Regions from separate parts of the Homo sapiens genome. Here regions 1 and 2 are each linked to region 3. A link is a loop called in an ENCODE intact Hi-C map of the cell type or tissue named here. Cell type or tissue: ovary. All regions are shown on one strand.

Region 1 (8,000 bases), 51 kb after region 3:
GGCCTGCCGGGCAGCACGATGCCAGCTGAGCTCGTGCCGAATCCACAATGAGACCGGGTGGGGTGGCTGTGTGTCTTTCTCTGGCCACATTCAGGTGCGTGGTTGCAGGGGAGGAGCTGGTGAAGCTGGATTTACCTCTTAAGAGAGTCAAGAGTGTACACAAGGGGTCAGGTGCAGTGGCTTATGCCTGTAATCCCAGCACTTCAGGAGGCCAAGGTGGGTAGATCACTTGAGGTCAGGAGTTCGAGACCAGCCTGGCCAACATGGTGAAACCCTGTCTCTACTAAAAATACAAAAAGTAGCTAGGCATGGTGGTGTGCACCTGTGGTCCCAGCTATTCAGGAGGCCGAGGCACAAGAATTGCTTGAGCCCAGGAGGCAGAGGTTGCAGTGAGCTGAGATCGCGCCACCTGGGCAACAGGGCGACACTCTGTTTCAAAAATAAAAAAAAAAAAAGCCAGGCGCAGTGGCTCATGCCTGTAATCCCAGCACTTCAGGAGGCCGAGGCAGGCAGATTGTCTGAGGTCAGGAAGTTTGAGACCAGCCTGGGCAACACGGTGAAACCCCGTCTCTACTAAAATACAAAAAATTAGCTGGGTATGGTGGCAGGCACCTGTAGTCCCAGCTACTTGGGAGGCTGAGGCAGGAGAATTGCTTGAACCTGGGAGGCGGAGGTTGCAGTGAGCCGAGATCGCGCCACTGCACTCCAGCCTGAGTGACAGAGCAAGACTCTGTCTCAAAAAAAAAAAAAAGTACATGCAAGGGAGGTTAAAATGGTCAATTGTGTTATGTGTCACCGTCAAAACAACCAGGAGATTCAATGTGTAAGAGCAAGGGGTAGCTGTGGGGAGGGGTGCAGAGTGGTGAAATGAAGCAGAGGTTCCAGAGGAGTCGCAGGATTTGGAGGTCAGGGAGCTGGACAGGGTGAACTGGAAAGAGGAAAAAGAGGAGACGGTGGTCAGCGAGTAGGGTGCATGGGACTGAAAGTGGGGGGCTGCGGTTGCTGCAGTGATCTAAGAGATGACCTTGGGAGTGCATGGCTGAGGGAACAGGGAGGATCGCTGGAAGAGGAGCTGCCAAGGAATGGAGAGGCCAGAGATGTCTGGAAGAGCATGCAGCAGGCTGGACAGGAGTGGTGCTCCGGAGAGTGACATGAGCCAGGAGCCAGAATCCGCACAAAGGAAGCCTCCCTAGCTGGGGGTAAGATGCAGAGCCAGGGCTCTGGAAACAGCAGTGAGGGGCAATGGGGGGCCATACCCACCCTTAGGCCAGTGGTCGAGCCACTGCTGGAAGGGAGCCTGGCATCTGCTTCTGGAAGGCAAAGAGGATGCTTCCAGAAGAGGTGGAGCATGTTGGAAATGTTCCTTAGGACAGACAACACAGTAGGAGGGTTTCAGGGGCTGGGGAGAGATGGCAACTGTAGGAGGGTCTAGGGCCTTGTGGGGCTCAAAGTGCAGGAGTTGAGGGGGTCTGGGGCTTTCTGTGGTGACTGATGCAATTGGGGATAAAGGGCAGCATGAGATTGAACCTGGTGCCCTCAAGGCCGAGGGCAGGTCGAGGGCTCCCCTGGCCCCGTGGTGCAGAGTGGAAGGTGCAGTGTCAGACCTGCAAGGACAGCCGGGCGACGAGTCCGCGCAGCACTTCCACGGGGGTTTTATTTACACATCCCACTGCCCGCTGCCATTTGATTTAATATTCCCAAAAATTTGTTTAGAAATGCAGATGGACTTTTTGTTAACTATTCACTTCTCTTCACTCCGGTGACACCCAGACCCCAGAATGCAGTGATTGGCAGGAATCCCCCTAAACACCTGTTCAGAGCAGTAGCTGAGGCCCGTTCCTGCCTCACAAGTCCTCAGAAGCTTCCCGAGGTGAGGGGCAGGACGCTGGGCCACTAGGATTGCCCTGACACTGTCATGGGGAGCTATTAGCTGCAAAAGACAGAGAGGAGAATTGGAGGTACCAGAATGGGGCTCCCCTCACTAAGAAAGAGGAGGGCTGGGGCCTGGGGAACACAGGACACACGTGGAGACAGCTAGCAGGGTGGCCAAAGGCCTCCCCACACCAGGCAGGGTGGAAGAGGCAGGGCGCTGGCCCAAAGCCCTGGTGAAGCGGGCAGCACTCTGTGCCTTGCCAGCATTTCCAGAGGCAGAGGTTGGAGGGAAGGCAGCAGCACCCTCATGTCACAGATGAGGACAGAGCTCCAGGGAGGAAACGGCATTCCCCGGGCCACATGGCCCGACATGAGCAGATCCCAAGTCGACCAGAAGCCACAAGGCTGCCCCCCAGATCCCTGGCAGCCAACATCTGGATGCAGCCAGCATCTGTAGAGAGATGGGAAGGTAGGTAGGATGTCTCAGACATGCACTGGGTGACTCCCCTGGCACCTCAGGCATTTGGGACACGGCTGGGGCAGGGCAGGAGTGGGGCCTTAGCAGAGCCAGGGGATATTATGGGGATGGGTGGGCTTCCCAGCCCTGGCTGCCTGTTAACCAGGAGGCCAGTGGAGCCAGAGATGGCTCCCACACACCTGGGAGGAGGAGAGGGAAAGACTGGCTACTGTTTGGAGTCTCAACCACCCTATGAGTCCCGAGGCCATGCGATCCCCTTGTGTTTGCCCTGGGTTTCAGCCACATCTAAGCCACTGAATCTGGCCAGATGTGCCAGGTGTTGATCCGGAGGGAGAGGAGAGGAGAGTGAGGATGGTTCTGAGTGACCCATCCCTCCCTCCAGGGCCATACAGCCAGCAGGTCAGGGCACTGCCCAATTCAGGGTCCCTGGACGTGGCCCTATTGCCCGCCAGCAGAGCCACACCCTGGAAGGTGGGAGAGAAGTTATAGCACCCCTCAGGATCCCATGTAAACACCATCCCACAGCCCAGCCCTGTCCGTGCAGAAATGGGGACCAGGCCTGTGTGGCACGTTTTTATGGGGTGTGTGACCTGCTACAAGCGACCACCTCATTAATGGGGAGTAAGAGAAAACCTGCTGTGAATCCAAAATGTGCCTTCCCTGTGGCCAGCGGGATGCTCAGATCCCAGCGCCCAGCCCCGCTCTCCTGCCACCAGCAGTTTATTGTGTTGTGTGTGGTGGGAGGGGTGTCAAGGAGCATCCCATTAGACTGAGGAATCCCACGCAGGCAAAGAGAGGAAGGAGGCCTCATTCATTCCACTAACCTTCGCATGCACCTGCCTGCCACACAGGACCCTGGGGACCCCAAGGTAAGGCCCACCCTGCTGTCTGGATGCTGAAGGTGTAGGGGTGAGGGCTCAGCCAGGTGTGCGTGACAGGGGCAGAGCCACCCAGAGAGAGCTACTCTGAGGGGAGGACGGAGGGAGTGAGTGGGAGGGCCGCGTCCCTGAGGACCCCATAGAGGAGGGGGTGCTGAGCTGGGACCAGGCCTCACTCATGGTGAGCAGCCCCCACTCACTCGGTGCGGGTCTGCTTCCCGGCACAGCTCCGTCGCTCTGCTCCCTCCCTCTGTCCCCCTCCTTCCTCCCAGTCTGCCTTGGTTCCTGCCTCTGTCTTAGGAAATTCTTGGATTTCAGAGCTGGAAGGGCTCTAGGAATGCTCTGACTTAAGCCTCTCCTTTCACTTCTGAGGACACTGAGGGACAGGGAGGTACAGCGACTTGCCCAAGGTCGCACCATTATTTTGGTGTCCTAGTTTTTCTTTGTTTTTTGCTTCTATATATTGCATTTGTCTCTTTCGTGTATGTTTGCAAAAGTGACACAGAAAGACAAAGTCACACAGAGAGACAGCCCCCTTGATAGCAGCAGAGAGTGTCGGGGGTACAGAAACATCCCAACACAAACAGGGAAGCGCACAGCTGCCCTGGCCTGGAAGCAGCATGGGGGCAGCCAGGAGGAGGAGGAGGAAGGTGCCTGATGCCCCTGGCCTGGCTTCGGAGCGTCCCCTCTGCTGACCGTCACCAGAGGCGGGGGTTGAGGTAGTCTCCCCTCCTCCCTCTCTGGAGCTGGGCGTGACCCCAAGGACTAGCCAGAGGTCCCCCGAGGCTGGTGCTTAGCCCGGGCAGGTAGGCTGGATGGCGGAAAGTGGGGCCTGGTTTAGAGATGGCCAGAACACCGAAACCAAGGCTTTGTGGTCCTCACAGCGCCAAGTGGTCTCACTTTCTCCCTCTCTCTTTCTTTCTCTCTCTCCCTCTCCTCTCGCGTTCTCTCGCTCTCTCTCTCTCTCACACACACACACACACACACTCACTCAGGCCGCCCCAGTGAGGGTGATCGTATTCTCCTAAGGAGAGCTTTATTGCTGGGGGTGTAGGGAAAAGGGAATAGAGGAAAGAGCTCTCTCCCAAGCAATCCGTTCTCCCTCCAGTCTCGCTTCCTTTGTTCCTCCCTTCCCTTCCTCCCTATCCCCTCGCCAGCTTCTCTTCTCTCCTTCCAGCCCCTTCTTCCATGTTCCCCGCTCTCCTGCTCCTCCTGCCGCGCCCCCCGAGCGGAGTCCCCGTGGTGGGACCTTCACGGAGGGCAGGAGGGCGGGACTGCGGCTGGGGCCCGGCCTAGGTGGCCATCTTCCCGCAGGGAAGGAGTTAAGTCTCTTCCCCGCATCCCTCCTCCCTCCGCCGCCTCCCCGGCCGCCGCGGAGTCCTGCAGCTGGGCCCCGGGCTGACCTTCACCGGGAGGGAGGCCGCGGCGCGCATGCCCAGGCCGGGGACCGGCGCGGGCGGAGGGAGGGGCGGCGCGGGCCGGGCCGGCCCGAGCCCCCCCAGCTCCCCGGCCGCCGCCCGCTCGCTCGGGCGCGGTGGGGGCGAGGCGGCCGAGCCCGTCCCGCAGGCCGCGGCGCATCTCTCCCTGCGCGGGGAGCGGCGCTTTGCCATTTGGTGCTGGTGGTGCTTCAGCGAGGGAAGGAGCGATGGGGGGACGGCAGGGGGGACTGCGGCGCCGGGCGCCGGGCGGCCGCCCTCGCCCCCGACAGGCGCACGGCCTGCCCCAAGTGCGGCGGGCGCCCTATTGCGCTGGGAGGAATCCACGCTCTTCCCGGGCCTCCTTCCCACCCGCAGGAGCCATCGGCGGCGTGGCACACCGAGCGCCCTTCTGGGGTTAAGCCACTGGGGATCCTGGCCTTTGTGAGGAGGGAGCCCTGGCCCGGGCCCCCACACTGGCGCCGCCCCAGCTTTCTGGTCTGAAGGCTCCTCCTGTCGCCCACCTAAAAGCAGTACGCAAATGTGTCTGGGCCTGCCTTGTGAATGGGGCCCACCACGGGATGTGGAGGTGCTCAAGGTGTGCCTGTGTGTGCAGAGCCATGTGGCTTCCTCGACCTTTTGGTGCTTGTATTGGTGTGCCTGCTGTGTGTGTGTTGGGAGGGTGTGTGTGCAAGGTGTATCTATTGTCTGTGTACACTTAAGGATGTCTCCCAGAGGGGTGGCTCAGGAGAGCGCTTATGTATGGACTTGGGTGAAGCTCACCAGCTCCTCCACAGGGGCTTCACCATAGCCCCTCGTCTAACTACCTCCCGCAACCTCTTCCACCACCAAGACCAAGCCCGGGATCTCCCAGGCCCTGCCTCAAACTTCCCAGCTACCCAAACTGGAGTGCCCAGCATCTCCTCTGCTGTCTTCTTTTCCCAAAAGGTCTCTCCAATAGTTGAGAACACTGAGCTTTAACAAAGCCTAGGGGTGTCTATCTCCAACCCCCAGAACCTCCAAGGCCTGTGGTTTCCCATGCCCCTGCTAGACGCACCCATGGTGGGTGGGGGTGCCCATGGTAACTCACACCATCAGGTAAATGGCAGAGTACCAGCTCCATGCATTGGCTCATTAAGCTTTGCAAGCATCAGGTATCTGGGGTACTGTTGAGTTCCTGTGCCCAGGCATGGAGGAAGAGTGGGAGTTAAAGATCAGTCTCTGACCTTATGGGGACCTTAGCCTCTCTGGGAAAGCAAAGCTAATGTCCTTGAAGCACAGTGCACGTCAGGCCAGTCCAATGCCAATTCATGGTGCTGGGTAGATGGCAATGAGCATTTGGAGAAGAGAAAAATCTTTGCATACAAGTAGGACGAAGGAAGGCTTCCTGGAGGAAGTGGGGCCTGGGCTGGGCTTTAAAGAATAGGTGTGATTTGGACAAGCAGAGGGAAGGCAGAGGGCAGGCAAAGGGCATTCCAGGTAAAAGAATCGGGGGCAGGGGCTAAGAAATGGGAGTGAGCGGGGATTCTGGAGGTTAGCAGGCAGACTGGGCAAGTCACTTCCCCAGGTTCCCAGCAGCATGACCTATGGCAGACAGAGGCAGGCCACCCACCCATCCCCACCGTGTCAGGGCCCAGGCTCTGTGTGTGGGGGTGTGTGGGGGGTAGTCTAGGCTAAAGCCCTGGGAGAGATTTGGTAGCAAGGGGATCTCTAGGTCCCCTTTCAAGCTAGGGGTGGTGGAGGAGCAACCTGGACCAGATGTCCTCCCTGACATTTCAGATTGACAGTGGGCACCTAAATGAACAGTGACAGCCAAGAGCACAACCAGGGCCAGCAGAAATCAGGCTGCAGGCAGAAAGGACCCCCTGGGCAAAGGCATTCTGAAGGGTTTAGGGTCAGTACCCTTCAGTCTTCAGGGCCCAACTTCAAGTAAGTGTTTCAACAAACTCCCCTAGGCACTAGGCTATGGTCCTGCCCTCACCTGGATTCTCACAGTGAGGCCCCAGCAGACCCCCAAACTTGACCCAAGGGCCTTGTTCCAAAGCCCACGGCTCCTCCCCAAGAAGGAGAAAAAAGGGGCGTGGCCTTTGGGGACCTGGGTAGGCCCAGGACTCCCTGCCTGGGTATGTCAGGATTTGCCCCTCCTCCTTCCGGTCCCTCCTCCACTCCAGGGACTGCCAACTCCTTCCACACGCCCCTTCTGGGGCTCCCTTGCCACCCCACGCCACACCCCAGCCTCAAGACCCCTCTCTTTGGGGTCTTGAGGCCGGCCCAATATACCCACTATACCCAGCCCAGCTGCCCCAACTCCTCTGGGTCCCCTAACCCCACTCCACCCCCACCCCAAGGAAACCAAGCCCAGCTTGCCTCGTTCTCTCCACGCACCCACCCGAGCACCCCCCTGGCGCTGCGCCATTCCCCACATTCATTCTCTTCCTGTTCTCATGAGCACAATCCCTGTCCCTCTTTCTGAAATACTTCCCCTATTGCCCTCACTTTCTCACAGAGCGGCAAACAAAGACTCACATACCCAGAAATAGCCTCTCACAGAGCTGAAAGGCACAGGCCATGTCCTGCCACACACGCAGGCGCGCGCGCACGGAGGCTGTCGTGGAGGGAGGCACACATACAGGGCGTCTGTCTGCACGCACATAAGCTGCCACGCCACAAAAGGGCGCGGACACACACGGCGTGTGAGACAAGGGCACACACAGCAGTGGACGCAGGGCCACGCCGCCGCCCGGGCACACCCACCGCCGCCGGCCCCGGGCAGGCGCGAGGCCTCGCGGGCCGGGCTCCCCCGGTTCCTGCCAGCGAATGTTTCCCTGCTCGGCCTGCCAGGTCTCTGGGGAAAGGGCCTCAGAAATGCAGCAGGAGCCGCTGGGGGAAAAGTTGGAACTGACTGTTCCCTGCCTGGCGCGGCCGGCGAATTCCCTGACGGAGAAACTATTTGTGGCGAGAGCCGGTGGCCGGCGACCCCCCGCCGCCTCCCCTGGCGTCCCCTCCCCGCGCCGCCTCCCGCGGGCCTCGGCGGCTTCGGGCTGCAGCACTGCTGCCCAGCGCCCGCGGCCGGGCTGGTCGGCGCGCCTCGCCGCTTATCTGCGCTGTTTGGACAGCGGGCTTGGAAAGGCAGGCGGCCCCGTCCCCGCCGAGTCAACAGGCAGACCCCGGGCCGCCGGACTATTTCTGTCTTATCAGTGCAGGAATGCGGCAGCCGCGGCGGCGGCGGCGGCGGCGGGCGGGCGGCGGCGGCGTGGGCCGTGGGCCGTCAGGGCAGCCCTGAAGGGGCCCCCTCCCCACTCCGCTCGAGTAGAAGTGTGAGAGAGCCCAGCAGGACTCAGAGGGGAGAGTTGGAGG
Region 2 (8,000 bases), 170 kb after region 3:
CAGGGCTCCTGGCCTGCGTGCACACCCAGGGCATGCTATCGCCACAACTCCACTCACTACCCTGCTCCACTGGCAAGTGTCCTCCCCTAGACCCTTCCCCAGCTGCAAGGCCACACACTCCAGGACAGCTTGCAGGGGGAGGCCAGAGTAAACCTGCAAGACTAGTGTGAGCTCCCAGTTCTCATTCCTAACCACCTGTGGAGCTTAAGTGAAAACAGATGGGGGATGCAAGATCTTGGCACCCCTGGCACTGCCGGGAATGGGTGTGAAACCAGAGAGGGGTGCATCCCACAGAAAGAGCTGAGTATCTGGAGAAGGATGTGACGGGGTGCTAGGAGGCAAACACTGGGAGAGGGTGGGGGAAGGCGGGTGTGGGCACCATCCGTACATGTCAGCTGCAGCCGCCTCATTTTGCAGCTCATTAAACCCAATATTCCTGACGGCGTCAGCGTGGGGCTCCTGGGAGCTGGGCCCCTCCCCCACTACCATGGCATAGACAGGCAGGAAGGGCAAGTGGATGGGGGAGAGGAGGAGAGGTTTTCTACAGGACCTGCAGTATGTGAGCAAATAGGGGCCTGAGGGCATCTGTACTGACAAGCACTGAGGGCTGGACTGTGAACCCAAGCAATGTGGTGAAGCTCTTCCAAGCTCTGGTCCCCCAGGCCCCAGAAGACAGCCGCATGAATCTCATTCCCAATGGTCACTGCCCCATGGGTGAACAATTCCTAACAAGCAGTGTGACTGTGTCCTGGGGGCTGGAAAGACAGCACAGGTGCCTGTGGTAAGGCCCCAGGGTGAACCCCAGTTCTGCCAAGGCCATCTCTGCTTGTAAGTCCTCACTGCATCTTGGCCCCAGGCAGCCTCACCTCAGTGACACCGACATCCCCTGGAATTCCTCCTCTGCTGGGCCCTTGCTCTCAGGGACTGTTAGCAGAACTGCCTTCCCACAGAAATAGAACCGGCGCCTCCTTCCCCAGGCACCACCACTGCGCCTCACCTTGCTTTCAACCACAGCCTTCGAACTACGTGATCTCCATGATCATTTGTGGGGCTTAGTCTGCCGGACCAGAAGGGAGACCCCACGCTGTAAGTACTAAGCATCACTGTGTCACAGGTTGGCTAGGTGTCTCTGCTCCCCTGACCCATACGTCTACCCTGATGATTAGAGCAGAAGTGAGAAATTATGAGTCTGTAGAAGTTAAACTTATTTGGGAGCAAAGAAACTCCAATCACCAAGAAGAGGGAGGTTTTGAAGATACTTTGAGGAAAATCTGAGGAGCAGCAGTATAATTAATAGAGGAAGAGAAAGGTCCTATGGAAGAAGGCTTCAGGACCTGGAATTCCTTAGCCTAAGGAAAACTAATGAGAGACTCAGCCAATCTGTACACATGTATTACGCACCTAGTAAGTACCCAGCACTTTATTAAACTCGGTATGACACAAGAGACAGAAAACACAGGTCCTGCCCGAACATCTTAGAGGAGCTATTGATGTAGCAGTCTGCTGTCTTTTACCTTAAGAATAAATGAAGTAAGCCCACATTTCAACAGAAAGGGTTTCAGTTATCAGAAGAACTTTTCTAAGATACCAGGTCTAGATTACCAAAAGAAGCTGTAGAACTACTTTGATTAGCAACTACTAGAAAGTGCTTAATCCACTGAATACAAAAAATAAAAAATAGGTGTTACTTTTAGGGTACTATCCCCAAGTCCCACTGCCCACCTCCTGTGCCCGGTTTCCCTCTGGGTCCCCCTAACCTTCAGTAGCACTGCTGGGGCCGTCTGGTCGGGGGGTCCCGGTGCTCTTTTTCCTCCGGTGCTTCTTCCGGTTGGAGTGGGGAGATGGGGGAGGATCCAGCTTGGGGCTGGAACTGAGTACCTCAGCTGGGCCACTGGCTGGTGAGGGGAGAGTTGGAGAAGTGTGGGAAGAAGGGAGGCAGAGGAGGGGAGGGGCGCAGGGCACTGGGAGGAGGAGAGGACCAGTCCTGCCAACTGTAGCTGGGCCACACTCAGGAGAGCCAGACGGACACCTCTCTCTAGGCGAGGTCTGCCTGGGCTTCCCAGTCCCAAAGCTCCCCAGCCTTGGAGGAGGAAAATGTGGAAAGAGAATAGGAAACTTAGGCAGAGCAGGATGGAGGCAAAGGGAGGAAGCTGCCTCTGCAGCCTGGAGGGGTGGAAGGCAGCCCAGGGAACTCACGGGGAGCTGAAGCCCCAGCAGCTCCGCACCAAATTTATCCTCAATCACACTCCCCGCTCCTCACAATTAATAGCAGAATTAGAAACAATCAGGGAGCTGCCTAATTACTGTCAATTAGAGCGCGCTAATCAAGCTCCGTCTCCCACACCCCGCCCGGCGCTCACCACTAAATGTCAAACTTCATTAGAGGCAGACACGCTCCCTCCCTTCCTGCCTTCCTCCTTCCAGACTCAACAGAGGGCCCTCACGCAGGCCAGCACAGGCCACCGGACCGGTGACCCAAGGGAAGGGCCCCTGGCTCCCCTTCTCATGCGCTCCAAGCTCACTTCTCCCAGGGGTGGGCTGGGCATGGATTGGGAGGTGGGGCAGATCCCCGTGCTGGCACCGCCCAGCTCCTCCCTCAGCCCGTGCTCCTGAGGCCATGGCAGCTCAGAGGCTGGGCCTCAGGGCTCCTACTGGGAGGGCTCAGGGAAGGCCTTTGGGAAGCCAATCAGCTGGGAGAGCACCCATGGCTGGGGTGACAGTGGGGCACCCTGGGTCTTCCTGTCATTACACCATCACTCAGGACAAGGGCATGGAAAGCGCAAGGGACAGGAGAGGAGAGCTGGCTCCATGCCCTTTTGAGCCTTCAGAACTTCAGATCTGTGGTCAATGATGAAAGTAACAAGTAGGGTCAAAAGAAGAAAAGCAGAGAGAGAAAGAGAACAAAGGGGCAAACGGAAGAGCCCTGGAAGCAGGTGGAAGGGGCAGACGGGAGAGGCGGTGGAGTCACCAACCCACCTAGGATGGGTGGAGGCCTATCTGAGGGGGACAGCACAGGTGGAAAACGACCTTTCAGGACAACTCCACAGGGACCCCCCAGTTCCACAGTAGCGGGCGAGATGCTGCTGCCTTCGGAACGTGGCTCACATGGCTTAGAGCGCCCAGCCTCCGTCCGACCTCCCTACTCAGCCGCTTCCCCGTCCCCCTGCCGAGAGGCTGATGAGCTAACTGCGCGGGGGGCTGATGGGGATGCGGGAGCCACCACCAGCGCCGCCTGGGGACAAAGGGGAGGAGGAGCTGCAGAGGGTGGGCCTCTAGCGCCGGCCCCAGGCAGGGCTGCAGGCAGATGGGGGCTCTGGGGAAAAGGGCTGCACATGGAGGCTGGAGAAGGGACAGTGCCCCTACTCTGCTTCCAAGACAACGTCAGTACTAGCCCCGAAGCAGGGTCTCTCTGACAAGCCCAGGAGGGCCCAGCTGGGCCCCACCCCTTGGCCTGGACACTGTCCCACTGCAGCCTCCCAAGCCAAGAATGCTGCCCAGTTCCCCTCCTCTCTGTCACTGGGGCCCCAGAAAAGGTGGGAAGCAGCAGAGCCACCACTCACCAGGGTGCTGCATGCCTGGGGGCAGGGAAGTGGTGGCCTCACTCCACTGGTCGGCGCTGGAAACGGAGCAGGAGCGCTGGTGCAGCCCCTCAGGGCGCGGGCCAGCCCAGGCCGAGCTGCTGAGGGGGCGCTCAGAGTGCAGGGATGCGCTGCTGGCCGAGTGGGGGGCACCTGGGGGCGGGAAGGGTCAGACTGGGAAGGGAGGCCGGGCAGGGGAGGATTCTCAAAGATACTATCCTAAAAATAGAGCTGCAGAGCAGAGCCTGAGACATTCAGCAGGGCACTGGGTTCATCAGGTGGCGGGCCAGCTTCTGGGAGAGCCAGAGGCTGCGCAGGGACCCTGTGTGCCTTAGGAAGCAGCCTGTCCCCAGATCTTCACGGTCCACAGCTCTGTCCCCTCACTGTGGTCCGGGAGCGGGGCGGGGGGTCTCTGCATCAGAGATCTTCCAACTTGTGGAACGAGCTGGGTGGTGCTGACACCCATCGCCGCAGTGCTCCTTGAGGGGCCCCTCCTGGCTTGGGCCCCTGCACCCTCCATTCTAGTCCACATATGCCATTTGCTTCGCCTCAGCTTTACTGCCATTCTGACGAGAAATAAGTGTATCAAATTCAAGTAATTATGTCTAATTAGTATTAGTAATTATCCTGTTGGGCTGGAGAAAATTAATCTTTCGTTTCCCATCAGGGAAGAATGGCAGAGCCAGGGGGAACCGAAGGCTCTAGGAAAGCCAAGGCTGGGGCAGGCGCGGCGGCCGGCAGTGGAGGGAGGACAGAGCGCCGCACAATTCTCCCACCTCACTCCCTGGCTGAGCCCCTGCTGGAGAGATTCTGGGAACAGCCGTGGGGCCTCAGAGGCCTGTGGTACAAGGCCTGAGTTGGAACTCCGAGAACCTAAGCTTCCTTCCCCTTCTTCAGTCCACCCAACACTGAGACCACAAAGAAATGGCCCCAGGCGGTCTAAGAACACGGGGGCCGAACCTGAGGTGCTTCAACCTTGAAGCGGAGGAGCCCGCCAGGTGCTGGAGGTTAGTGGGAAAGCAGAGAAGGGGCCCGGAGCTGGCCAAAGCTGGAGACAGCAGGCAGAGGCCCAGCCAGGGGAAGGGCAGGCGCCAGGTCTCACACCAGCCCTGCAGGCGGCGGGACTGAGGGGAAGCCTGCGGGGAGACGGCACCAGGCTGCAGCAGCTGGAAGGTAAAGGAATGGCCCAAGGGGCCACAGCTCTGCTGCTGGGAGACGCCCAAAGGCAGGGAGCAAGTTTTATGTTCCTCTTGTATCTGTCACAACACCCCAAAGAGGACCAGACACATAGTAAGTGCTTAGTCACATACGTGCAGCACAGAGGCTACAGGCCGGTCTCCATCTCCAGGCCCCGAAGAAACATGTAGAGGCTGCCTCTTCAGAATCCCACCCACCTCCCGTCCTCTGCCCTCACAGGTCCCGCCTCAGGAAACCTTCCGGGGTGCACACTTGGTCCCTCATTTCTCAGATACCTTGCTTCTCCTCACCCCTGCTTTCATTCCCTTCCAGGTTCCAAATCTTATTCCCCCTCATCCCTAGCCCCATCCAAAGACATCACAGGCCCAACTTCCTCCCCAAGCCCCCGACCCAAAATCCTGAGGGAGGGAAAGTGCTTTCCCTTTTCTTTGTTAATTCTCCCCTCATTACGCCTGCAATCCCACAATCAGTGTGCACTGTAATTGTCGAATTTGATGCTAATGATTAATGAATTAAACATGGAGCCATCAATTAGTCCTCGGAGGATAATTCTGCATAAAGCAGCGGATAATGTAATTACAGTAACAAAGATAATGAGATGTTAACATCGCCCGGTGAGTGAGAGACATGTGTGAGTGTGCACGAGGGTCGGTGTCGGCGTCGGCATGCGGCAGCGGGACGCGGGCTGGGTGGGCACCGTCCGCGAGCTCCTGCGTGTGGGCGCTGTCATTACAGGAGCGAGGGCACGGGGCTGTCTCCTCCATGCCACTGCCGCTCCCAGGTGAGGGATGTCAGGGACAGGAACGGGACAGGACAGCGTCTTCTCGTTTCCCTTGCTCTAGGGAAACAGCCCAGCTGTCCTCTGGCTCCCTGCTGTCAAGGAAAGGGACTCACTTGGGCCTGCTCCTCATTTTTGGAATGATAAGAGAAACCCCAAGCTGACCAAAGGGGCTCCTGGGGGCCGGTGCCAGAGGGCTCCCCGCAGCTCTGACCCGCTCTCCGGGCAGAGCACTGAAGACTGCATGTGACCTGCCATCAGGCCAGTACAACCCCACGGCAGGCTCAAGGTCCCCCACTGGCACAGCCCCATGATGGGTGGTGGCCGGCCTTCTCCTTCTTAGCTTCCTTCCTTCCCTCCATCCACCTCACAGGCTTCCTTTCTGAGCTCAGGGTGGCTTAGAGGAAAGAAGATTGCTCTTCAAGTCAGACACAGTTAGGTTGAACCCTAGGTCTCCCACTTACTGTGGAATTTACAGACAAGTTTGTTAGCTATGCCAAGCCTCTGTTTCCTCATTAAAATGGGGACAATAATCTCTACTTCACAGCTGCTGAGGACCTGGGACCTGATGCAGAGACATCCACTGCATAGGGTACATCTCAGTTGTGTCAGGCCCCTCCCCCTGGCCACTCCCCTGCCTTCGGGCTGGTCCACGGTGTTTCTGCGAGAGTGGGCCCAGCACACCTGGTTCAGGTGCCTTGCCTCCAACAAGGACCACACCTGGAGGCATCATTGCGCCTTCCTTCCCTCTAACCTGGGCTTTCTCAGCGGAGTCCCATCAGCCTTGTGAGTGGGACAATTCTTTATTGTTTGGGGTCTCTCCCATCCATTCCAGGGGACTGGATGTCGTATCCCCAACCACCTGTCCACTAAGTCTGTCACATCCTCCCCTCACTGTGACAAGCACAGGCCCTCTAGGGAGGTGACTCACCCAGCTGCAGACCTGTGCTGCCAAGCGCTGACTGCTGGGACAGGGCACAGGAATGGCACCAGCAGGGCAGCTGTTACTGGGCCCAGGGAACATGAGATCCAATGGTCTAGGACAACACTGGGGATACTGAAGTCTTGGGGGAAAGCAATCGGGAGCCAGGGGCTCTGGAAGCGAGGGAAACGGGTGTGGAAGGACGGACCCTGGAAGAGCATGGGGCCTGGGGGCCCAAAGGAGGAGGAATGAAGCGGCACTAGGGAGTTGCTGGGGACAGGAGGCCTTTCACCTGAGCCAGCACTGTCAGTTGAAAAGGCAAGAACGCAACAGCTCTTCACTGGAGTTTCTTGCCTCCAGATCCTGTCTAAATTCAGTCCTCTCTGAGCAGAGACCCGCCTCTCACTCAGGCCTGAGAATATGCACCAGGTTGACCTCAGACAGCTCCGTCCCCTTCCACCTCCCCTATCTCCATATGCCAACCTTGGCTGAGATGCCGGCCATGCACCCAGAGGCATGGCCCCCACCCATCGCCTGCCTCGGATCCAGATGCAGAGATGGGCCTAGGACCACCAGCACCACTGCCCAAACATGACACTACTTGGCCCCATCTGACATCCAGATCAACTGCTCGTCTAGGCATTTGCTGTCACCTCAACTAACTCCACGAGGGCTGCGTTAGGGCACATGTCTTTGGCTGAGATGACCTTGAAGTGTGATGCTGGCCAGCACCCTGTGCCCAGGCTGAGAAGCAGCCAAGCCCAGAATGCCTGCTTGCCTTGGCTCCAAGGCAGCCACCCCCCAGGCCCCCACCTCAGCAGCCGCCTCACCTGTGCCCCCACCCAGCTGTGTGTTACTCCGCTCCACGGACAGCCCGTTGGCACGGGGGCTGGTGCCCGGGGCTGTGGCAGGTGTGGCTCGGGGCAGGCGCTTCCCTGGCACTTTCACCGTTGTCCGCAGCAGGTCAATCTCCTTGCCGTGGATGTTCTGCATGTAATCCTGCAGGCCGGGTGGGAGAGACAGATGAAGACTGGTTAGCAGCAGTCACTCCAGCGTTGAGCCTTGCAACTCCTAGGTCTCTCCCTGCTGTGGGAGGAGAGGGAAGGCTCCAATCTTGAAAAGCAGGATTCTAAGCCACAGAATGTCTCCGAGTCTGGATTCCACCTCGATCTCCACGGTGCTCAAAGCAGCTCTAGGGGGAGTCTGCCAGGAGGGAGGTAGAGTTGGGGGCGGCGAAGGACCTGGAGCTAAGCGCTGAGGCTCAGGCCCTCAGGAACAACGGCTTCAGAGGCAACAGCACAAAGCAGGCCAAGTGCTGGGCCAGGCTGGGATTTAGGGAGAGCCCCTGGCTGAGGAGGGGAGCGGAGACACTCGGGGACATGGATGACAGGGTGGCCACCAAGCACTGCAGCCCCCACCTGGGCATTAAGAACCTTCTAAAGCCTAGAATAGTCCCAGCCCTTAGGACAGTGTCTGATAATAAACACTTGTCAAACAGTTTAAAAGGAAGCCTCTGATTCTTTTT
Region 3 (8,000 bases):
CTCAAAATGCAGATCCTGAGTCAAACTGCAAATGGCAACCCCTCCCCTCTGGCCCACTGTCCCCTTTCCCACAACCGGACGCCCTGCGATGCCCCCGAGCTGAGTGCAGATGACCTGCAGATGAATGTCTTTGAGTGTTTATTCCTGAAAGGCTGCCCCTCCCCATGAGGACAAAGGGAGTGAGGGTCTAGAAACATGGGTTCTAAACCCAGCCCTGTCACCAATGAGCAGCGGGACCTTGGGCCAATCCCACCTCCCTCTGGCCTTTGCTCAGAAGTTGGGTGGCTCTAAGGTCCCTTCTGGTGCCATGATTCCGACTCTATGGGGAACACAGGGAGGGCTTGGTGAATCCCCACAAGGGGACCTATACAGCAGGACCCTCCACCCTTCAGTTCCCTGGAGGAAGCAGGATGTGTCCCTACCTTTACCTGCTTATTGGTCTTTCGATCTTTACCTGGTGGGCCTCAGCTGCTCAAGCCTCTTGGCTGTGATTGGGCTTAGGTGAATACAGTGAGGCCATTGTTTTCTCCATGGGATGTCTCAGATTAGGAGCAGAGGGTGGCTCAACCAGCCTTCACAATAGGGATACCTTCTGTACGTCAGCCCTTATCTTGAGTATTGGGCCAGCCCCATCACCTGACCCAGGGCACAGTCACCCACACACCTCGGGGGTCATTACAAGCTCAGTGTTTCCTGCCCCTGAGAGATTCCAGCCCTGCTGTCTGTCCATCTTTTACAAACCAGATGAAGTTTCATCTCCATGAAGCCTTCCTGGATACATTTTTTATATTTTTTTGGCAGGGTCTTGTTCTATCACCCGGGCTGCTGTAGTGCAGTGGTGTGATCTCAGCTCACTGCAACCTCCACCTCCCGGGCTCAAGTGATCTTCCCACCTCAGCCTCCCGAGTAGCTGGAATGGCAGATGCACACTAATTTTTTTTTTTTTTTTGTAGAGACAAGATTTCACCATGATGCCCAGGCTTGTCTCGAACTCCTGGGCTCAAGGGATCCGCCTGCCTTGACCTCCTCAAGTGTCGGGATTATAGGTGTGAGCCACTGCGCCCAGCACTCCTGAATGTATCTTGATGCAGCCAAACAGTATCAACTTCTCCTCCATCTCAGCCACAATACTTATTGCCTGGACTGTATATTGAAGTTCAAATCATATTCTATGTGATATTTAAACACAGCTTCAAACATACAAACCACAAAATGCCACCACCACGTGCCTTGCTGTGGGTGTCATTTCACTCACCGTGTTAAATGCTACCAGAGTTTTCAATCTGCAGACAGGATATTCAGTTCTGGGAAATTTTCATGTATGTTTACAAATAACTTCCTTCCTATTATATACTCGTTTTCCCAAAACTCCAACTTGGACATCCTGGATTTATCTTCTACTTCTAATTTCTCTCCTGAATTCTCAGAGTTGAAAGTTATGAAATACATATTGAAAGAATGCCCCAAATACTCTGTACAATGTAAAATTAGGCCCATTCAAAGCACACTGTCATGAACTCTGGGGATATTGAGGGCACAGAGAAGACTCTACAAGCTTCCAATCCTACATATAGATAGATGTAATAGGAAGGCTGAAGGATAAGAGTGGCCTCAGACTTCTCATCTACAACACTAGAAGGTAGCCATGCCTTCAACACTCTGAGGGGGCTGGGTGAAGTGGCTCATGCCTGTAATCCCAACACTTTGGGAGGCCAAGGTGGGAGGATCACTTGAAGCCAGGAGTTCAAGACTGGCTTGGGAAGCAAAGTAAGGCACCCAATCTCAAAAAAAAAAAAAAAAAAAAAAAAAGTTTAGAAAATTAGCCAGGTGTGCTGGTGCACACCTGTGGTCCCAGCTTCTTGGGAGGCTGAGGTGGGAGGACTGCTTGAGCCCAGGAGTTCAAGATTGCAAAGCTGTGAGCAACACTGCACTCCATCCTGGGCAACAGAGTGAGATCTTGTCTCTAAAATCAAAAACCAAAACTGAGGGAAACTGATACCCGGATAACAATTACATACCCAGCTAAGCTACCAAGCAAGTGTTACGGTAAAATAAAAACAGGGTCAGATATACAAGCTCTCAAAACTTTACCTCTCAAGCATCTTTTTTCAGGAAGCTATGGAAGGACGTACTCAATTAAAATGGGAGAATAAAGGAAGAAACAAGAAAAACGATCCAGGAACCAGGGTCGGCCAACCAAGAGGGAGGCAAGGGCCTCTCTGGGCTGCAGGGCAGAAGCCCCGGGAAAGAGTTCTTCAAAACACTGAAATGAACAGACTATCGGACAGGAATTTATCAAAAGGAGAGTTACACAGCTGGGGAAGAATTTGGTGATAAAATAGCCATAAACATCTGGAGAACTAAGTGAAAGGAAGTTCAAGACAATCAGTAAATCCAGAGAAAAGAAAAAGGTGGCAGAAAGGAAAAATAGTCCTAATATATAGTCCACCGCTCATTTGTGAACAGTAGTTACCTAACCCATCAACATCCATCTGACCCAAGGTAAGAATTCAGTGGCGGATGAGGAGGTAGGAGGGGTGGGGTGGGTGTGAGGAGGAGTTAAGTCCTCCTCTTCCGTAGCCAGTAGGAAACGCTAACGATGGAAATCTGTTGTTTAGAGACATGGAGGCAAAACAGAAGAGAATCAGCTGGAAGAGCTAAGAGCCCCGCTGTGGAGGACAGGAAGTGGGAGGTGGGAACTGCTTTTTTTCAGACATCTCCTGTAACAGCGTGATTCTAAACTGTGTAACTTTTTGTTTGTTTGTTTGTTTGTTTTACAGGAACACGGATTTGATTTTTTTTTTTTTTTTTTTTTGAGACGGAGTCTCGCTCTGTCTGTCGCCCGGGCTGGAGTGCAGTGGCGCGATCTCAGCTCACTGCAAGCTCCGCCTCCTGGGTTCACGCCATTCTCCTGCTTCAGCCTCCCGAGTAGCTGGAACTACAGGCACTTGCCACCAAGCCGGGCTAATTTTTCGTATTTTTAGTAGAGACGGGTTTTACCGTGTTAGCCAGGATAGTCTCGATCTCCTAACCTCGTGATCCGCCCGCCTTGGCCTCCCAAAGTGGTGAGATTACAGGCATGAGCCACTGCGCCCGGCCTTGATGTTTTAATAAAAATACAGTTCTACAAAAGGTGCTTAACACAGCCCCGGACGGGGTTCTCAGGTGGAGTCAGCCCTAGGACCCCTAAAAGACGCACGCAGACAGAGCCTGCTCCCCCCACGCTCCCGCCAGCACCGGGACCCACTGAGAGCCACTGCCGGGTGTCCTTCATATAAAAAAAAAAAAAAAAGGCGGGTGCAGTGGCTCACGCCTGTAATCCCAGCACTTTGGGAAGCTGAGGCGGGCAGATCACCTGAGGTCAGGAGTTTGAGGCCAGCCTGGCCAATATGGCGAAACCCCGTCTCTACTAAAAATACAAAAATTAGTTGGGCGTGGTGGTGCGCGCCTGTAATCCCAGCTACTCGGGAGGCTGAGGCAGGAGAATCATTTGAACCCAGGAGCTGGAGGTTGCAGTGAGCCGAGATCGCGCCACTGCACTCCAGCCTGGGCGACAGAGCGAGACTCTGCCTCAAAAAAAAAAAGATAGAAAGAAAGAAAGAAAGAAACTTACTACACAAAGCTCTTGTTGAAACGGTGTAACTTGGTTGAAATTACAAAAAGCAGGGCCCTAGCGAGTTGCTTGGCCGTGCCGTACGCGCAGGCGCGCCCACTCCCACCCAGCAGGAGGACCCCGCCATCGTCAAGTCGTGACCTGTCATCCACACAGAGGACTGTCGGGGCCAAGTGGCCTCTGACGGGAGTAGGGGGTGAGAATCCGAGGTGGACCCTGGGAGAGCGCAGTTGGCTGGGGTGCTGCGCTGAAGGGGCCTCCAGGGTCAGGGCAGCAGGCGTGAGCCAGTGCCTGGCATGGAGTGGGGCTCCCTCGCCCCTTCCCGGCTGCTGCTCAGCGGCTGATTCCGCGGGCCCGGGGGCGCTCCAAGGGGCGTCGGTCCCGCGACGGCCGCCAGGTGGCGCCAGAGCCCGCCCAGCCGCAGCCCCTGCGCCTGCCAGCCCCGGTGCCCGCCAGCCAACGCCAAACCCAACCCGGCCAGGGTCCTGGGTCTCCCGCCCCTCCCTCAGAGTCTCCGAGGGGCGGGAAATGGTTTCCAAAAGAATTCAAATACATTCAAAAGCAGACCGGATGTAACGAAGAAGCCAGTCCAGGTTCTCTTACACCTCCAGCGGAGCCCCGCCGCCTGTTTCTCTCTAAAAGCAAATCCCAGACGATCCATCATTGCATCTGAAAATATCTCAGTTCCGAACTCTATAAAATAAGGACTCTAAAAAAAGTATAGTCCCGGCCGGGCGCAGCGGCTCACGCCTGTAATCCCAGCACTTTGAGGGGCCGAGCCGTGTGGATCACCTGAGGTCAGGAGTTCGAGACAAGCCTGGCCAATATGAATAAACCGTGTCTCTACCAAAAACACAAAAATTAGCCGGGCGTGGTGGCGGGAGCCTGTAATCCCAGCTACTCGGGAGGCTGAGGCAGGAGAATCACCTGAGCCCCGGAGGCGGAGGTTGTTCTGAGCGGAGATCACATCATTGCACTCCAGGCTGGGCGACAGAGGGAGACCCCGTCTCAAAAAAAAAAAAAAAAAAAAGAAAGAAAGAAAAAAGAAAAAAAATTATAGTCCCTATGTCGTGACCACACACGTTTAACAAATGCGGGTTCCTGGATCAGGAATCTGAGCCCGAGAGGGGACGGGAATCTGAGCCTTGTGACAAGTTTTCCCTGCAAAGTCTTGGGGTGCTGTGTGCAGAGGAACAGGACAGACTCCCCCTGAGCTCTGCTCCAGTACTGCTCCAGAGGCAGATGGAGAGCCGGCGTATCACATGCGGGCATCAGGATGGCATATTTGGGGGAACAGGGGTTTGGGAAGAGCCAGGTCGGATGGAGAGGGCAGGGACAGGCTGGGGAGCCCTGGTCCCACCCACACCCTCCCCACTTGGGGACCTCTCTTGTCTCCAAACATTACTCGGTCAGCCGGACGGTGAGTGGTGCCGTGGATAACAGGTCCCTTCTTGGGCTGCTGTGTCTAGTCCCTTAACTTCAATGCCCTTTTTAAGGCTTAAACCTTAGGTCGTTGCTCTGTTCCAATAGTCACACGTGCTCGAAGAACTGACCTGCTCATTTGGCCCTCAGCTGCCACCACGAGGCTCCCTCCTGGAGCTATTCCTCCCTGGACCGGCCACAGGGGAGGGCCCCAGGCAGCGTGGCTCCTCCAGTCCTGCCGCCTCTCTCATGCCACCTGTGTTTCCGAGCCAGTCCATCCAAGGAAACAGACAAGGTAGCCATGAGCATGAGTAGAGAGGTGCCCACGTTCCGGACCACTCTCGCTGTATTTGTCTCCCATCTCCATCAGAAGACTCCGCTGAGCTCCAAGGCAGGTGGGGTCACAGGCTGAGGCTGAGGACCAGCTGTGTGTTAAAAGCCAGCCAGTCTTGGGCAGAGGACCTCACCTTTCTTGGACGCAGATCTTGGAACCAGTACAGTGGCACCAAGGGCAGGTCTGAGGATTCAAGGTGACATGACAATCTTGAACGCTGAACCCAATGCCTCCCTAAGTGATGTTCTTGTCAAACAAGCTTCTGCCAGACGCTCTCCTCAGACTGTCCATTTTCACTCCAGATCTTTCTGTTCACTCATTTATCCTCTTGGCAAATACGTATTGTGCACCTACTGTGTGCGAGGTGCTAGGGATGCTGCAGCAATCCAACGGGCACCAATCTCCCCTCACAGAGAAGACATACTCCAAAGAGGAAAGGGGCCTCGCTGTGATGACAGGCAGTGCAGGTGTAGACCATGGCCTTGGACAGGGGTTCCAAGTGAGACGTGTTGCAGGGCCTGAGGCAGGCTCACCTAACTCGCCCAGCACCTGCCTGGGGAACCATGGGACCTCTCCCAGCACCCCCAGGCCACATCTCAGGGGAAGGGCACACTGCCTGTTCCCTGGCCCTTCTTTCAGTGTCCTCTCCCCCTCTCTCCCTTTGCTGGTTTCTCCACGCCTCTGGCCCACATGGCATAAAACAGGGTGTCTTTGGAAGGCTGAGGAGGCTTGCTGCAGGCCTGGCCACTTGGGGAGACACCGAGTCAATCAGATGAACTCTGGCTTACCTCCTCGGACCATCAACCATGGCCAGGAAGGTGGGTCACATTGTACCAAAGGCCACTGGGACAAACCTTGCAACTGTGAGGGTGAAGAGAGGAGGTGGGCAAGTTTGGAGGGCTGGGTTCCTGCTAGCTACCACCTCCTAGCCTCCCACTAGGTTTTCTCCCCCACCATAGGGGCCCACTGTACATTCTGCAGAGGAGGAAACTGAGGCATACAGCATGAGTTAGTTTCCCGTGGCTGTTGTAACACATTACCACAAGCTTGGTGGCTTAGAACAGCAGAAATGTATTCTCTCCCAGTTCTGGAGAACTCTGAAATCAGGGATCCAGGGGCTCTAGAGTGGAGTCTTGCTTCTTCCAGCTCCTGTGGCTGCCAGCTTACCTTGGCTTGTTGCTGCATCACTCCAATCTGCATGGCCAGCGTCTTTCAATCTTCTTCCACTCCGTCTTCGCGTGGTCTTCTCCTTGTGTAAAATGTCCCTCTACCTTTCTTATGAGGACATTTCCCACCACATTTAGGGCCCACCTGGACCATCTGGGACAGTCCCCATGTCAAAAGCTTTAACTTAATCACATCTGCAAAGACCCTTTTCCAATAAGGTAAGGTTGACAGGTACCAGCAATGGGGACCTGGTGTCTCTGGGGGGCATTATCAGCCTATGACAGGGACAGGAGTAATGTCCTCAATGGCACACAGCCGATTAGGTGGTGCAGTTGGTGTCTGGACCCGGGTCTGCCTGAGGAACCATGCTGTCACTCAACACATCCTTGTTCCCTTGTGGCCCAGAAGTCTTTATTCAGGGGCCACCATCAGGATGGTTTGTTCCATCCTCAACTCCTGTCACCAAGCAGTCAGGCCACCTGAGTTGAGGATGCTGAGAAAGCTTCGCTGCCTTAAGGCATTTCCCCTCCTGGCCTGACCCAGCACCTGGGCTGTTACCTGGAAGGAGGACTGCAGAGATGGCAGCTGCTGTCTCATCAATTTCCTCATTCTTCATTCCGCAGGGATCTAGCCTCTACAGGGTGGGGCACCAGGACCCACCAAAAGCGGGGCCCTGAGGGCTGGGGCAGAAGAGAACCATTCTGATTGCACCCCTTGGGGCAGGTCTGGAGAAGCGGAGTTTTGGGAGAGAGAAGTAAGAGGACACAGGAGCCTGCCTTGTCCTTCTCCTGCATCTCCAAGAGGAAGCTTTTCAGGCCCACTAGTGTAGGACCAAATGCTGAATTAATGAATCTATTGTTGACCATCTGTTGCAGTTAATATCACAGGGAGAGACAACCCCACAGGGTGCCCCTCCTGGTGGAAAAGCACAGGAGCCCCCCACAGAGGTGCAGCCAGCGAGGTCCAGGCCATGGGAAACCCTGAAGGACAAATGGCCTGCTTCCTCACCCATGCACACACATTCACACATGCACATGCACACATGTGCACATACACTCACACATCCACACATGCATATGCACACATGCACACGCACATTCATGCATGCATATGCACACACACTCACACACGCACACACACACTCACATGCACACACACATTCATGCATGCATATGCAGACACACTCACACATTGACACATGCACATGCACCCACGAGCACACACATTCATACATGCACATGCACACACACATTCACATGCACATGCACACACAAGCACACATACATTCACACATGCACATGTGCACACACATTCAGCATGGACATGCACACATGCACACACACATTCTTGTGTGCATATGCACACACGCACACACATTCATGCATGCACACACATTCACACATGCACAGGCACACATGCACACACACATTCACACATGCACTTGCACACATGCACACGCACATT

The links. Hi-C counts contacts between places; a loop is a spot of excess contacts. Peaks named below come from ENCODE experiments on the same cell type or tissue, not always from the same donor. Only the 100,000 strongest peaks of a DNase experiment are listed, where the experiment ranks them.
Region 1: a loop joins it to region 3, with 3 times the contacts of the local background. A loop is called at or near these places in 95 of 110 quality-filtered maps.
Region 2: a loop joins it to region 3, with 2.3 times the contacts of the local background. A loop is called at or near these places in 82 of 110 quality-filtered maps.

The regions. Positions count from the first base shown.
Region 1 is chr7:151,248,636-151,256,635 of GRCh38, reverse strand. It overlaps SMARCD3 (SWI/SNF related BAF chromatin remodeling complex subunit D3), which reads left to right and starts at 7,942. Exons shown (of 13, transcript NM_001003801.2): 1 at 7,942-8,000. RefSeq lists enhancers at 1, 2-502, 3,512-4,421 and a silencer at 7,282-7,371. In ovary, a CTCF peak has its summit at 4,954; DNase peaks (open chromatin) are centred at 4,595, 6,793, 7,395, 7,865 and 1 weaker place; H3K4me3 peaks cover 2,881 bases; H3K27ac peaks cover 5,285 bases.
Region 2 is chr7:151,133,874-151,141,873 of GRCh38, reverse strand. AGAP3 (ArfGAP with GTPase domain, ankyrin repeat and PH domain 3) reads right to left here. Exons shown (of 18, transcript NM_031946.7): 11 at 7,306-7,474; 12 at 3,561-3,731; 13 at 1,758-1,895. Among named protein-coding and RNA genes, the nearest start is that of GBX1, 30 kb to the left of the region's middle. RefSeq lists enhancers at 2,065-3,037, 3,038-4,011, 4,985-5,959. In ovary, no CTCF peak of the experiment used is centred here; a DNase peak (open chromatin) is centred at 3,173.
Region 3 is chr7:151,299,631-151,307,630 of GRCh38, reverse strand. No RefSeq gene overlaps it. Among named protein-coding and RNA genes, the nearest start is that of NUB1, 38 kb to the left of the region's middle. RefSeq lists a silencer at 3,928-4,097 and an enhancer at 3,439-4,297. In ovary, a CTCF peak has its summit at 4,006 (motif pointing right); a DNase peak (open chromatin) is centred at 3,988.